Linked DNA regions of Homo sapiens: region 1 is linked to region 2. A link is a loop called in an ENCODE intact Hi-C map of the cell type or tissue named here. Cell type or tissue: endothelial cell of umbilical vein. All regions are shown on one strand.

The links. Hi-C counts contacts between places; a loop is a spot of excess contacts. Peaks named below come from ENCODE experiments on the same cell type or tissue, not always from the same donor. Only the 100,000 strongest peaks of a DNase experiment are listed, where the experiment ranks them.
Region 1: it touches region 2 in a loop (3-fold over the local background); 8 of 110 quality-filtered maps call a loop at or near these places.

Annotation. Positions count from the first base shown.
Region 1 is chr16:66,646,237-66,654,236 of GRCh38, forward strand. All of the region lies in intron 1 of CMTM4 (CKLF like MARVEL transmembrane domain containing 4), which reads right to left. Among named protein-coding and RNA genes, the nearest start is that of CMTM3, 46 kb to the left of the region's middle. RefSeq lists an enhancer at 4,750-5,044. In endothelial cell of umbilical vein, a CTCF peak has its summit at 4,880; a DNase peak (open chromatin) is centred at 4,895.
Region 2 is chr16:66,403,505-66,411,504 of GRCh38, forward strand. CDH5 (cadherin 5) reads left to right here. Exons shown (of 12, transcript NM_001795.5): 12 at 1-1,280. LINC00920 (long intergenic non-protein coding RNA 920) reads left to right here and starts at 5,020. Exons shown (of 2, transcript NR_046242.1): 1 at 5,020-5,310; 2 at 6,776-7,397. RefSeq lists a silencer at 3,002-3,296 and an enhancer at 3,008-3,077. In endothelial cell of umbilical vein, a CTCF peak has its summit at 3,107 (motif pointing right); DNase peaks (open chromatin) are centred at 3,147, 3,487, 5,027 and 5,377; H3K4me3 peaks cover 419 bases; H3K27ac peaks cover 2,632 bases.

The DNA of each region.
Region 1 (8,000 bases), 240 kb after region 2:
GTAAAAAATCAATACCTCTCTATGGATTAGGATTAGGTGGGGAACAGGGGAATCACAGAGATTTTACCTTTTTTAATTAACACTCCTGTCGTGTTTGAATATGTAAGAAATATACATATTCATACATATATGTATTTATAATACATGCATATAATATATACACATATATGTACACATTGTATATAACTGCATGTATGTAAATATATCACATGTATATATTATAGATTCAGGAAGAATCTATAGTAAAATATTGATAGTAAACCCATCTATATGGTAGAAATGTGGATAGGTTTATTTTCATTGAGCCCGCTTTCATGTTCCAAAATTTCTACAAAGAGTATATGTGTTTTTAATTAGAAAAAAAAATTAAATGCCCTATGTATGGACACTTTTTTGAAACATCCAGGTTATGAGTTAAATTTTAGTGACCTCTAAGAACCAATCCTTACTTGTTTTGAAACCATTCATGAATTTTTTTTTTTTTTTTTGGGACACAGTCTCGCTGTGTTACCCAGGCTGAAGTGCAATGGTGCGATCTTGGCTCACTGCAACCTCCACCTCCTGGGTTCAAACGATTCTCCTGCCTCAGCCTCCTGAGTAGCTGGGATTATAGGTGTGCACCACCACACCCGGCTAATTTTTGTATTTTTAGTAGAGACAGGGTTTCACCACGTTGGCCAGGATGGTCTCGAACTCCTGACCTCAGGTGATCTACCCACTTCGGCCTCCCAAAGTGCTGGGATTACAGGCGTGACCCACCACGCCCAGCCTGGTCAGGACTTTTTAAAAGCCCTTTTGACCAGGTGCAGTGGCTCACACCTGCAATCCCAACACTTTGGGAGGCCGAGGTGGGTGGATCATGAAGTCAGGAGATCAAGACTATCCTGGCTAATACGGTGAAACCCCGCCTCTACTAAAAAAAAAAAAAATACAAAAAAGTAGTCGGGTGTGGTGGCAGGTGCCTGTAGTCCCAGCTACTCAGGAGGCTGAGGCAGGAGAATCGCTTGAAATGGGGAGGCGGAGGTTACAGTGAGCCGAGATCATGCCACTGCACTCCAGCTTGGGCAACAGTGCGAGACTCTGTCTCAAAAAAAAAAAAAAAAAAAAGTCCTTTTAAAAAGTACACAGGCTTCACAATTATAGCCTGTTTTCACAAAAGAAAGTTCTCTTTTTAGTCCAGATTTAATCTTGTCAGTCATCTGAGAAGTCAAAAACTTACCCTGTTTTTCCATCTAAAAAAGCAATCTATGACATCACCTAGAAATACGTGAGCATTGCTTCTGATACACCATTGGGGGTAAGGAAGGTGTGCGCAGGGCCAACTGTGAGGAGACTGGGGAAGAAGTTGGACAAAAGAGCAAATGAGGAATGTGAACATCTATCTCTCTGAGTGCTACTCAGAGAAGTTCAGGATCCAGCCTTAATCACCCACACAAAACACCAGAGAACCTAACTTCAAACTATTGTTCTTTCTTTTTTTAAAAAAAAATGAGTCTCACTATGTTGCCCAGGCTGGACTCAAACTCCTGGCTCAAGAGATCCTCCCACCTCAGCCTCCCGAGTAGCTGGGATTACAGGTGCACGCCACCACACCCAGCTTTGCTGTTCTTTGATTACTCATTAGACATCTGTGTGAGAGAAGTTGTGAAATCATTTGATAAAAGTGGTATTTTTATTTACAGTGATGGTGACCCACTGCTTTAAATGCACTTTGTCTGTATTCACTTGAATCCAAAGCAACTCTCATCCTATAAAAGACAGCTGTCATTAGGGTTGTAGGAGTCATTAATGCTGGCTGCCAAATATTTGTGGTTCTCCACCATCCAGCACCTTCCCCGCATCCTTTGAATTTGTGTGGGGCCACAAGACTACTTCTGGCTAATGAGCTGCCAAGTGCATCACTTTCAGGTGGAAGACTTTGTTGCCAGTATGAGATGTTCCAGAGACCTCCCTTCACCACAGTGCCCAGCAAGCTCTGAAATGTAGCTGCTCTACCAGCAGTGAGGACACATGGGCTAGAAAGAGTAAGCAGAAAAATGAACCTTGGTTGTTACTACCTAGTATTCTTGCTTTTCCCAACTGCTACGAGGATGGTGCCTTCATCTGTTTGGGAATGAAAATATTTTTCCTGGATCTGAGTTTTTCCTCATCATTAATATCTTAAGAAATCTTAGCACTTTGGGAGGCCGAGGCTGGTGGATCAACTGAGGTCAGGAGTTCAAGACCAGCCTGACCAACATGGTGAAACCCCATCTCTGCTAAAAATATAAAATTAGCTGGGCCTGGTGGCGCATGCCTATAATCTCAGCTACTCAGGAGGCTGAGACAGAAGAATCGCTTGAACCCGGGAGGCGGAGGCTGCAGTGAGCCGAGATCACGCCATTGCACTCCGGCCTGGGCAACAAGAATGAAACTCCGTCTCAAAAAAAAAAAGAAATAAATCTCAGCCCCCAGGCCGAGCACGGTGGCTCACGCCTGTCATCTCAACACTTTGGGAGGCTGAAGCAGGCTGATCACCTGAGGTCAGGAGTTCAAGACCAGCCTGGCCAACATGGTGAAACCCCATCTCTACTAAAAATACAAAAACTAGCTGGGTGTGGTAGCGCAGGCCTATAATCCCAGCTACTCAGGAAGCTGAGGCAGGAGAATCGCTTGAACCCAAAAGGCAGAGGTTACAGTGAGCCAAGATCATTCCACTGCACTCCAGCCTGGCTGACAGAGCGAGACTCTGTCAAAAAAAGAAAAGAAAAGGAAAAGGAAAAGAAAAGAAAAGAGAAATCTTAGCCCCCAGACACTATGTTCTAAACAGTGACTGAGGTTGCTGGGCACAGTGGTGCACACCTGTAGTCCTAGCTACCCAGGAGGCCTAGGCAGGAGGATCGCCTGTGCCCAGGAGTTTGAGGCTGCCTACCGTGAGCTATGATCATGGCTGTGTAATAGCCACTGCACTACAGTCCCAGCAATAGCGTGAGACCCTGTCTCTTAAAAAAAGAAAAAGTTCCTGAGGTGGGTGTGGACATTTGCCTTTATGTTTTAAAAGTCCATTTTTTTTTTAAAGTAGTATTTAGGCAAGTACCATCCCTTTATTCAGCTAAAATTAACTGAGGATCTACTACATGCCAGGCACGATCCTAACTCTAGGGATGCATTGGTGAACAAGCTCCTTAGGGAGCAAATATGCTGCTTTTTTCTTTTGGTCTTGATTCCTTCTCTCTATCTATCCATCTATCTATCTATCTATCTATCTATCTATCTATCCCTGATTTTTTTTCTTCCTAATATATGCATTATTTCCATGACAGGTCATTTCAAATCTATTGAAGAGTATATCCCAATTTAATCATGACTTATATCACCTGGTGTCCTGCAGACTCCACAGTGGGAGCAGGTATGGTCCGTCCTCAGCAGCCTCCCCACTCCCTAAGCCTGGGCTCAACCTCAGCCTTGCACTGGGTTCACACCCTCCTATGAACATGAGTCAGGTCCAGAGCCCGACTCCCTCCTCATGGGGGGCAGGGGCAGGGCTCTCACTGGCACTCGTCTGCTGCCCTCCTCTCCTGAGTATGGCTTCTTTCAGGGCCCCTAATCCCTGTACATGTCAGGATCACAGACATGTATAAGAAAGGCCACGCCCCAGGCAAACAGGGTGAGGCCAGACAACTTCTCCCTCAACCCTGATCGTTTTGTGGCACTTGGAGACTCTCTGTGCTTAAGGTCTCAGTTCCAGTCCAGCCAACACACGCTATTATACACAAAAAGAACTAACCAGGTGCGTGGCTCGGTGCCCAGGGAGGTATCGAGACAAAAAGTGCTGCTGGGATTTGGAAGAGGGAGGGTCAATGAGGGCTTAGGCAGCAGCAGAGGCTTTAGGAGGCTTCCCAGTCAACACCAAACTCAGGTGGTCTTAGAGGAAAAACGGGAGAGAACATTTGTGTGAGATGGTGCCTAACTTTCAAGATGTGTTCCTTGGTTGGCTGGAGGTGGGTGGAAGGTTGGGATACAACCTAGTTCCTCACCAAAGTGCCTCTGTTTTATGTTTATACTCCCATTAGCAGTGGTTCCTAAAGTTTTCTGGCCAAAGAACCGAACACCTGTTAATAGCCTTCTCCTAAACTAATGTTCCAAGACTAGTTTGCAAACCATCGTTCGGGTTTATACATTGGGAAAGTATTTCTGTTGTGCTTTTAAAAAATTCTTTTTAAGGCTGAGACTACAGATGCAGCCTGGCCCTTTCCCTTACAGAGGAGCAGCTCCAAATGGACACAAGTGTGGAGAGTGGTGGGCCCCGCAGACATACAGCTTTGGGTCTTCTCATACTAAGCCCCATGCTGTTCCCACCTTAACTATATCCCTGGTCTTAGGGTATCAGGCACACCAGCATCTTAACAGTCCTGAAAAGCCTCACAGTAAAACCTGTTTACCTTTACTTAATACATGGATGTTACAAGAGCACAGATTTCTTCCCCCCGCACACCTCTTAACACTTTGCACAGCCATGTCTGGAGGTAAACTAGTTTGGGAAACACAAAAGGCATGTGCTGGTCAATACTCAGCTTTGTCACGTCATGCACAATTTACAGAGTAAAAACATGGAAGCTCATTTACCCAGCAGGGGAGCAACTATTAAGGACCCTGTTAACCTAGTGAAGACCTACGAAGCTGAGTGGTGACCACACGCGCACACACAGCAGGGTTCAAAGTGTCTTCAGAATCAGACGAAGCTCTAATCAACTCCAGCACATTCGAAATTCAAATGTCTCTATTCCTGCCAATACTGAAAAAATATCTGAAAGACGAGACAGGGCTTGTATTTAACCACAGACGAAAAAGGCTAGTTGTTAACGGCTGCTGGAAGACCTCAGAATGTGCAGAACAGAGAATCCAGAGGGGGCAGCAGAGAGCAAAGCAGGGACTGTGCTTCCGAAGCCAGCTCCTCTCTTAGCAACCAACAGGGGATGTTAAGATGGGCTCCTGGAGCCGGAACTACAGAAGAGGCACGAAGCCTCTCCGCACCATCTTTCACGGTGTTGAGATGGGGAGTTTTAAGCCACTCTTTATACACACGCTAAACAACAGATCACCTTAAAACATAAGTTCCCAGGCCAGAAGCCATTTATATGGTCTGCAAACGGGGGCAAATAGTTCTGCAATGCCAGGCACCTCCGAATAACAACGGCTTCCATTTAGGGAGCATCAATAAGGTAAGGAAGCTACAGGGCTCTGCACCAGGCACAGTCCAAACATCTCTGATCCTCACACCCCGACTCAGGAAGCAGGCAGCACCTCCATCGTGTGGCCAGGTCCCAAAGCTAGTTCCTCCCCTACCTCATTCTCCTAGATAAGATGCCTAACATATGACTTATCCAGAGTCTTCCCACCCCTTTCACCATGGGAAAAATCACCATGTATGATTTCTCTTCAAGGAAAGCAATACAAGACCTGGGGTAGCCAGTGCTGAGACTCTGACAAAGCCCACAACATGACTGCTCATTCTCAAAGGGATCTAGCTGTAGTAATATCTTAATTTTTCTAAGAAAAATAATCCATGAGTTTTTTCCCCTCCCAAGGGAGGCCATCCCATGAGGATGATAAACTTAAAATATCACCCTCCTCTCCCTTAAGACAATCGAGCAATGAGCAAATAATGTTTGGTTCTGAAACAAAGGAGCTAATTGCAAGTGTAAATTATTCAATCTGCAACCAAGGTGTTTGCATGTGATCTTTGGTTTCATTGCTTTTCTCTAGCAGTGCCCAAGCTAGGACCTGAGGGTAGCAAAGAAGTAATAGAAAATTACCTGCTCTGGAAGGGCAGAGATGGCCCTCAGGAGCTAAAGCCACCTGGGCTGGCCAGCAGGACTAATTAGTCAACAGTGATTAGTTGAGCAAAGGAGCCAAGAGGTGGAGGCAAGTAAGTTCCTCATTGTTGACAAGAAAAGGAGAAATGGGGTCAAAGGGAGAGGCTTCCAAGGACTCAGGATGGTGAAAGAAAACAAAGCGCAGGCAAGGCTGGGGTGCAGCAGACGGCAGCAAGGTGTGCACTCTCAAAGAAAGCCCGCCAGCCTCCGAGGCCACACTCCACTCTAAGTGGTGCTTACCGCAGACCCCTGAAGGCACCGTTTTCCACTGAGGACAGAAGCATTGGGTTGTTGATGCCCCAGAAAGCTTGGTTGGGTCTGGGTGTGGCCTGTGTCACTAAGGCCTATTCAATCAGTGTCCCTGACAGATGTTTCAAGCGGGTTCTCTGTGTAAACAATTTTGATATTTTGGAATTCTAAAGCCATAAATAAGAGTTGAACTTTGGACATTGCATTCAATTCAATTTTTTGGCAAGATTCTCACCTTCAACGTAAATTTTCATACTTAGAAGCATGCTCTAACGCATACATTAAATCCACAGGTTACCCATCAACAACGGCTGGATACTGTATCACAGGCTCCAATTAAAATAGGTTTATTTTTTGGTATCTAACTACTTAGAGCACACAAACAGGGTTATCCAATAAAGTGCGAAACATTTTCTTATTTTTAAAAGAAAATCCAGAAATCCTTATTATGTGGTTTGATGATATAACTGCACATGATTTCAGAAAACCACAGGACGGTCAGCATCTTTCTTGCCAAGAGATTGCCCACAGAATCTTATTGCGAATGCTACCCTGCTCAAAAAGTCAAATTTTCAGACCGTTTAAATTAGTAATGGAGCAAAAACAAAGCACATGTAGAGGACAGAGGAAACAAGCTGCCCTTAAAGCATAAACATCTGAAGCTGTTTAACTACACTGCTGCCATTAGGATCTTCTTTTCCCCTTTACTTTCTCATGGTCCTAGCTTCATAGATGAAGCTGAAATCCCAGAAAGCAGTGTCGCATCCCCAGAATACAAAAGCAAAACCTCCCCCTTTCCTTCCTCTTCCTGCTTTACTTCCTGGGTACTTCCCCAACCTAACAACTCTGGCCAACCACCTTAACTGAGAGTAAGGACACAGCATTTCTCATTGAATGAGAAACGAGCAGGCTGGGAGAAGCTTTTTGCTAAAGATTGATTTCAGCCAAAATAGTGAACTGCATATCATACATAAGAGGCCAGATGGAAGTCCATTGGGAAAACCCAGCTCAGTCGTGAGACCCACTACCCTGGCAACCCCCCAGGACCTCTACACCATCCAGAGAGAGAGGTCTTGGAACCAGTCTCTGGGAGAGGGAGATGCAGTGAGCTAAGGGTTAGCAGTACAGGCCCAAACCTATGACCCCCAGGGCCGCCATCCTTACCCCATAGGTCAGGGACTACTGTTCAGCATGGTGGTTATAATGGTGTCCCCAGCTCCAGAGACAGTGAGAACAGTGGAACCTAGAATGTGTGACACTGTGGCCTTCCTTAAAAAGTCTATATTTGCTGAGCCCTTCTACTATGAGTCAAATACAATGCTGGGCACTTCTATAAGCATTCTAGCCTTTAATTTAAAATTCATTCCATCCTGATAGAAACATGGTTGGTTGGGTTTTGTTTGTTTGTTTTTAAGACAGAGTCTTGCTCTGTTGCCCAGGCTGCAGTGTAGTGAGCAATCTCGGCTCACTGCAACCTCTGCCTACCGGGTTCAAGCAATTCTCCCTGCCTCAGCCACCCGAGTAGCTGGGATTAGAAGCGTGTGCCATCATGCCTGGCTAATTTTTATGTGTTTTTTTTTAGTAGAGACAGGGTTTTGCTATGTTGGCCAGGCCGGTCTCAAACTCCTGGCCTCAAGTGATCCACCTGCCTCGGCCTCTGAAAGTGCTGGGATTAAAGGTGTGAGCCACTGCACCCAGCCAGTTTTTAATTAAGATATAATTCACACACCATAAAATTCACTCTCTAAAATACACAATTCAGTGACTTTTAGTATATTCAAAGTTGTGCAACCATCACTATTACACAATTACAAAACATTTTCATCACCCCAGGAAGAACATGGTTTTTAATCCCCATCCTATTGACAAGCAAAGTGAAGCAAAGTTGTTAAGCAA
Region 2 (8,000 bases):
GTTTAACTGCTGCAGGGTCTTTTTCTAGGGTCCCTGAACGCCCTGGTAAGGCTGGTGAGGTCCTGGTGCCTATCTGCCTGGAGGCAAAGGCCTGGACAGCTTGACTTGTGGGGCAGGATTCTCTGCAGCCCATTCCCAAGGGAGACTGACCATCATGCCCTCTCTCGGGAGCCCTAGCCCTGCTCCAACTCCATACTCCACTCCAAGTGCCCCACCACTCCCCAACCCCTCTCCAGGCCTGTCAAGAGGGAGGAAGGGGCCCCATGGCAGCTCCTGACCTTGGGTCCTGAAGTGACCTCACTGGCCTGCCATGCCAGTAACTGTGCTGTACTGAGCACTGAACCACATTCAGGGAAATGGCTTATTAAACTTTGAAGCAACTGTGAATTCATTCTGGAGGGGCAGTGGAGATCAGGAGTGACAGATCACAGGGTGAGGGCCACCTCCACACCCACCCCCTCTGGAGAAGGCCTGGAAGAGCTGAGACCTTGCTTTGAGACTCCTCAGCACCCCTCCAGTTTTGCCTGAGAAGGGGCAGATGTTCCCGGAGCAGAAGACGTCTCCCCTTCTCTGCCTCACCTGGTCGCCAATCCATGCTCTCTTTCTTTTCTCTGTCTACTCCTTATCCCTTGGTTTAGAGGAACCCAAGATGTGGCCTTTAGCAAAACTGGACAATGTCCAAACCCACTCATGACTGCATGACGGAGCCGAGCCATGTGTCTTTACACCTCGCTGTTGTCACATCTCAGGGAACTGACCCTCAGGCACACCTTGCAGAAGGCAAGGCCCTGCCCTGCCCAACCTCTGTGGTCACCCATGCATCTTCCACTGGAACGTTTCACTGCAAACACACCTTGGAGAAGTGGCATCAGTCAACAGAGAGGGGCAGGGAAGGAGACACCAAGCTCACCCTTCGTCATGGACCGAGGTTCCCACTCTGGGCAAAGCCCCTCACACTGCAAGGGATTGTAGATAACACTGACTTGTTTGTTTTAACCAATAACTAGCTTCTTATAATGATTTTTTTACTAATGATACTTACAAGTTTCTAGCTCTCACAGACATATAGAATAAGGGTTTTTGCATAATAAGCAGGTTGTTATTTAGGTTAACAATATTAATTCAGGTTTTTTAGTTGGAAAAACAATTCCTGTAACCTTCTATTTTCTATAATTGTAGTAATTGCTCTACAGATAATGTCTATATATTGGCCAAACTGGTGCATGACAAGTACTGTATTTTTTTATACCTAAATAAAGAAAAATCTTTAGCCTGGGCAACATAGGGAGACCCTATCTCTACCAAAAAAAAATTAATTAGCCAGGCATGGTGGCAGGCACCTGTGGTCCCAGCTACTTGGGAGGCTGAGATAGGAGAATCACTTCAGCCTGGGAGATCAAGGCTGCAGTGAGCTCTGAACGCACCACTACACTCCAGCCTGGGTGACAGAGTGAGATCCTGTCTCAAAAAAAGAGAAAGAAAACCTTTGAGATTCTTCCATTTTTAGAGCTGAGAGAGCACTTGTGAAACACACACACATGCACAAACATATAAACATGCATACAGGCATGCACATGCACACACAAATACACATACACACACACAAGCACACACACACCACCACCACCATCATCAGAGGAACTTACAGAAAAGGGGACATTTATAGATTCCTAGGAATATGCCAAAGCTTTTCAAAGCCTCTATGGACAGCTCATTCCTTAACTTTTCCTTTTAAAATCTTTTTTAGCTTCTTATTTGCCCCAGCCACTATCACTGCCTCAGGCAGCTGCAACGTTAAACAATTGCCACTGATTACTTTCAACAAATAACCTCAGAGAAAAGGCTGTGTGTATTGAATGGGTATCAAGTCAGGTCAAAAGAACACAGCCTTGCAAGTGGAGTTTCTTCCAGGGAACTACCAGACAAGTTGAATAATGACAGTTATCTGGGAATTGGACTTTGCAGAAGCTCCAACCCTGTTCTGATCTGTTTGTCTCTAGACTGCTGGTTTTCACCATGATTATGAATCCACTGGGTTTCAAGGCTACCACAGGTCTCGGGAGAAGGGGATGGGACTAGGGCAAGTTAAAATGCCATCAAGCTCTGCCAGGTGTGGTGGCTCATGCCTGTAATCCCAACACTTTAGGAGGCTGAGGAGGGAGGATTGCTTGAATATAGGAGTTTGAGACCAGCCTGGGCAACATAGTGAGACCCAGTCTCTATTAAAAAAAAAAAAAGGACAATGCCATCAAGCTCACTGTTCTTACCAATATTTAGCTGTTTTAAAAAAAAATAGGTACACCCTGGATTATTGCAAGTTTTTAATTAGTTTTCAGAGTTCTGAAAAAGTTGGTTTTGACAATTTTGGCCAGTATTCTCATTGCTTTTCTCGGGGAGAAGTGCTCCTTACTCAGCCATTCCTGCCAATGCCACCCCTTCCAGCTGGTTTTTAAGCTGTTTTCCCACCTGTCTGAAGTACCTGCTCCCTGAACTCACGGTTGTTCAATCCCTGGAGCCCATGAGATCTGTTCACTACTTCCTTCTCCAAGAAGCCTCCCCATCCCCAAGACACCTCCAGATGAGACAATCTCTGTCGCTCCAACCTTCAAGAGGGCCTGGCTCTGAGCTCTTGGCCACCCTGGTCACCTCCTCTGCTTGGAACCTGTTTACCCTAAGGTAGGAAGAGTGATCTTCATAGTGGAGGAGGGCCTGCCTCTGAATTTGTACATTTTATGGTACCCCAAACCCAGTGGCCTGGAATCTTCTGACCACACTGCACATGCCTGCTCCAGCCAACCCTGGGTCCCAAGCCTACCGAAAGTGGGCAAGGGGAGCAGAGGCTCAGAGCCCTTCCCCTCCCCCAGGCCAAACCTGTGAAGCCAGCATGACCTTCCTCATTTCACAGATGTCCAAGGTGGGACCCAGATGGGGATGAGATGTGGCCAGAGCCACACAGGCAAGTTAGGGACAGAGTTGGGCCTAGACACTCTCCCATTCCCCTAGACCACCCTCAACCGTTGCCTCCTGGGTCCCAGGACAATGCGAATCTACAGACTTCCCAGACCTGGGGGGCTAGAGGCTGAACCAAGGAGCATCGTCCGCGGCTGTTGGGTTGGTAATGGGAAATGACCACTAGGGGGCGCGCTGTGTCAATAAATGCTCAGCCAGGGCCGGTGTCTGCGAGCTCCGCGGCCGGGCATCCTGGCAATCAATGGACCGCAGGTTCTGGGGGTTCTGGACCTTGACAGAGAACCTGGTCTGGCCCTACAACCTGCCTGGGCTCTCGCTACGCTCCTCCGTCGCACCAGGCTCTGATGGGGTAGAGAGAGCCAGGGACCTAGTCCCCCACCTTCCCGAAGGAACGGGGTACCCGCTGTCTCCAGCAGCCCAGCCAGCACCAAGAATCTCGGCTCTCCGAGAGCGGCTGACCTTGGCCGCCGGATCTTTGGATTTGTGAGGGTCACAGTGCACCACACCATCCCTCCCTGCACCGGGTGGCCCTGCCGCAGTGTCCACGCCTCGTCCTCCTGCTCGGCTCCGCCCTATTTTCGCCAAGCCAATCCTGGAAGGTTGACTCTGGGCCAGGAACGGAGCTGCAGTCCCTGAGCGCCCTGGTTTCAAGGCGCCTCCCAGGTCAAGAATCCTTCGAATAAATCCTACTGTCTTCAAGGTGACTGGTAGAGTCTCTGATGTTCACAATCAAAACCTCAGACCACCCAGCAATCCCCCTTCTAGGGATTGCTAAGGACCTCCTAGGGACCTAAGATGCACTGGGTGTATCTGCCTCAGTAAATTCAGTGTTACTTACAAGCAAAAGATTCGAAACAATGTAAATGTCCAACAATAAGAGATTGGTTAGGTAAATTATGGCAAATCCACAAAACACTACCGGGCAACCATTAAAAGTCATGTTGGGACGTGGTGATCTTGAGCTAAATTCAAGGTCAAGGCTAAAAAGCAAAACCCAATGAATTATTTACAGTCAGATCTCAATTTTTTCTAGTAGATATCCATCTTCAGGTTATGAAATTATGAAAAATTTTTATTTTCTTCTCTATTCTGTGTTTTCCAAATTTCCTATAAGTAGTATATATTATTTTTATAATCAGAAAAAAAAAGTTATCTTAATGTTGATTTCTAAGCACTTTTTTGTCACTGGAAAACAGTGAATTGATAAGCAAAATTTATCCCCAAATATCATTTTTTAACACTAAAACTTTCTGTTTTTTTAAAAAGTTGAGTTCACTATTAATGCAACAGACTTTTAAGAATTACCAGCCTGACCAACATAGCGAAACCCTGTCTCTACTAAAAATACAAAAATTAGCCAGGCATGGTGGCAGCTGCCTATAATCCCAGCTACTCAGGAGGCTGAGGCAGGAGAATCGCTTGAACCTCAGAGGCAGAGGTTGCAGTGAGCCAAGATCGCACCACTGCTCTCCAGCCTGGGCGACGGAGTGAGACTGTCAAAAAAAAAAAAAGAATTAACTGAATTGTTTTTGAAGTCATCACCCTTGAATCCAGAAAATCTGTTGTTAAAGGGTTGATTAATTTTGTCTGTTTGCTTACTTCTGAAAGCATTTCTTTGAATTTCATCGGTGGGAGTCTAATCCTGTTAACCTTTGAAGTTAACAGCAAATTTCCAGCCACTTTCTGGATCAGAGCAGTTACAGTCTATGATATGAGGGAAACCCGGTTTTTCAGCCAAGTGACTTCCATAGGATTCTGCAGTGCATAGAAATATCCACCATTCCTCTTCCTCAAAGATAAGAGAAACAGCTGGGGCCTATTTCTCTCAGCCCATCCAGAGGTTATTTGGGATGTTTAGGAAATCTGTGTATCCCCCAACACTTAAGGAGACTTCACAAAACTTTGCAATGTGGTCTTGTAGCCTAGGGCATAGAAAGCACAGTTATCTTATAATATTCCTGTATAATGGTTGCCAAGGGGATGTTTAATGTTGTTACGCAGGAAGCTGTGCTGAACAAGAGTCTTTTGCTTTCAGATCAGACTCTGGGCAGGAAGTGAATCTTCACAGGGAAGGAAGCAACAAAACTCTGCCTTTGGCTTTTGCTGGCTGAGCAGGGAAAGGCCTATAGACACAGGGCATTGGGCAGGAGCTAGAACAGCCCTCCCTAGAGCACTACATAAAGCAGCCAATATTTTGCAAAGCATAGGGAAGAGTGAAAGTCATCCGGGGCATTTGCAGACACAGCACTAAGAACTTGGTGACAACAGCCCTGAAGCAAAACAGCAGCATGTACTGGGCAGGGCTTGGGAGATAAGACAGGACATCTGAAGCTAAACATGGTGAGTCCATTTCCTGGGCTTTCTGGAGCTATGCAGGGTGATAGGCTCATCCTGGCTTGCCCAGGACTCTCGTCGTTTTAGTACTAAAAGTCCTGTGTCCTGGAAACTCCTCAGTCCCAGGCCAGGTGGTTCAGAGTCAGCAGTCCTGGATGAGTCAGTGCTCTCCTACAAGCAGAGTTAGTTTCTTAACCTCCCTGAGTCACAATTTTCTCATTTGTAAATAAAATAAGGTAATATACTGCCTACTCTAAGTTTTTGTGAAAGTCAAAAGAAATAAGTCTTGAAAAGGTAATAGAACCAAATTTGGCACATAGTAATTATTCAATGTTAACAGGAAGGAGGGAAGGGAAGGAGGAAGAAAATGTTAAAAGATCGTTTTTTAAGGTAAAAATCATAACTCTTTACTCATATAAAATGAATATGTATCAAAGGTTTTATTTAACTCGTTAGTTTATGATAGAACCTGTCCAATGTTACAACCCACTGAAAGGAGTATTCAGAGAATCCCACAATAAAGCCAATAAGGAATGCTGAAATCAACTTACATACAGAAATAAAACTGGTCTATCCGCAGGGTAAAGATAGACTGCATTCCATTGGACATAATCATTTGTACTCCCATGGGCAAGAATAATTTGCATTAATCTAAGTTTTCTTCAACTTACAGAGTTGTAAAATAGCTCAAAGACGATGAAAGGCAATAACCTGGAAAAGTGTACCGGACAAAAAACCCAGTAATTTTTTTTTTTCCTATTTGAAAGTCTTTCATAATCTTTCCTAACAGAAGAAAAGAAAGAAGGAAGGAAGGGAGGGAGGGAGGGAGGAAGGGAAGGAGGGAGGGAAAGAAGTGTGGGTCTAATAGGGTTTGGATATGGTTTGGCTCTGTGTCCCCACCCAAATCTCATGTTGAATTGTAATTCCCAGTGTTGGGGGAGGGACCTGATAGGAGGCGACTGGATCATGGAGGTGGATTTCCCCCTTGCTATTCTCATGATAGTGAGTGAGTTCTCAGGAGATCTGGTTGTTTAAATGTGTGTAGCACTTCCCCCTTCACTCTTGCTCTCCCGCTCTGCCATGTGAAGAAGGTGCTTGCTTCCACTTCACCCTTCCGCCATGATTGTAAGCTTCCTGTGGCCTCCCCAGCCATGCTTCCTGCACAGCCTGCGGAACTGTGAGGCAATTAAACCTCTTTTCTTCAGAAATTACCCAGCATCAAGTAGTTATTTATAGCAGTGTGAGAACGGACTAATACAGGGTCTTTAGTGAGAAGTTTATACTGGAACTAAATGAATCATATGTACGGTGGGTTTATGTAAGAATGGCTAAATGGCTAAATGCAGCAGGGTGTATTCCTTATCCACTGCTCTGTAACAAATTTCACAGCTTAGAAAAATATGCATTTATCACTTCATAGTTTCTGTGGGCTGGGCGTCCAGGAATAACATTGCTGGGTTCTCTGCTTCAGGATCCCCTCTGAAAGCTACAATCAAAGTGTCATCCACAAAATCTTATCTCAAGCCTTGACTAGAGAAGGACCCACTTCCAAGACCACAGAGTTGAATGAATTCAGTCCTTGCAGCCCGTTGAACTGAGGGCCTCCCCAACATGCTCACCTGCTTCATCAAAGCCTGCGAGAGAGAGAGTCCACTAGCAAGAGGACATTGCAGTCTTATCTAATGCAATCACTGAAGTGACATCCTGTCACCTTGGTCACCTTTTCTATTCTATTCATTATAAATGAGTCCCAAGTCCTGCCACACTCAAGTGGAGGGGATTACACAGGGCTGGAGTACCAGCGGTGGGGATAATTTGGGGTCATCTTAGAGTTCTTCCATCACACGGGAATTCTCAGCTCACCAAATCTGGGATTCCGCATCTGGCCATTCCTTAAGCTGAAGGCCTGGCATATTTTTGAGTGTCCATTTGGATCAGCTAATAAACCCAGGGTTTGTCTACTGGCTGGAGGAGTAAGAACTATAAGGCTAATTGAAATGAATCTACTTAAAATAGTGACCTGATTTTTCTAATAATTACTGGAAGGTAAGGGTTGATTGAGACTTTAAAATAAAACCAAAAATTATTCTAAATTTTTCATATTTTATATAAGAAAGTTTTGATTTTTACTGCAACCATTTTCTAACTCTTAAAATAAAGAAAGGATAATTCAAGTGTTGATATTTTCCCAACATAAATATACAGGAACATAATGTAGCTTACTTGTATTTTATCTTTGATTTACACAAGAGAATTTTTATACAAATATTCCAGGCTCATTAGTTTTCCCAAAGGCTTCTCATAATCCTTTGATATTTAAATCATTCCCTCTTTCAAGTCATTTTTTATCTGCCTTGTCGATACTCTTTTTGTTAATTTGCCCAACTCATCTGGATCTTCCTTTGTCACTGGCTCTGTAAATTTGAGTATTTCTCCAATAATGCTCCTGTCAACTTTATGAAACCCTTTGTCTTTTGCAAGATTTAAAAATTCCCTTTATAATAAGCATTCTACAGTAAGTGAAGACTCACTAGCAAATATATGAGTGATGGATCAAGAGAGACAAAGTGTTAAAAATTGACAGATGCAACTTTTAAAAATGAAATTCTTGGTTACCATCTAACAAAGTAAGTACAGGACCTGTATGCTGAAAACTACAAAACACTAATGAAGGAATCAAAGAAAGTGTAAATAAA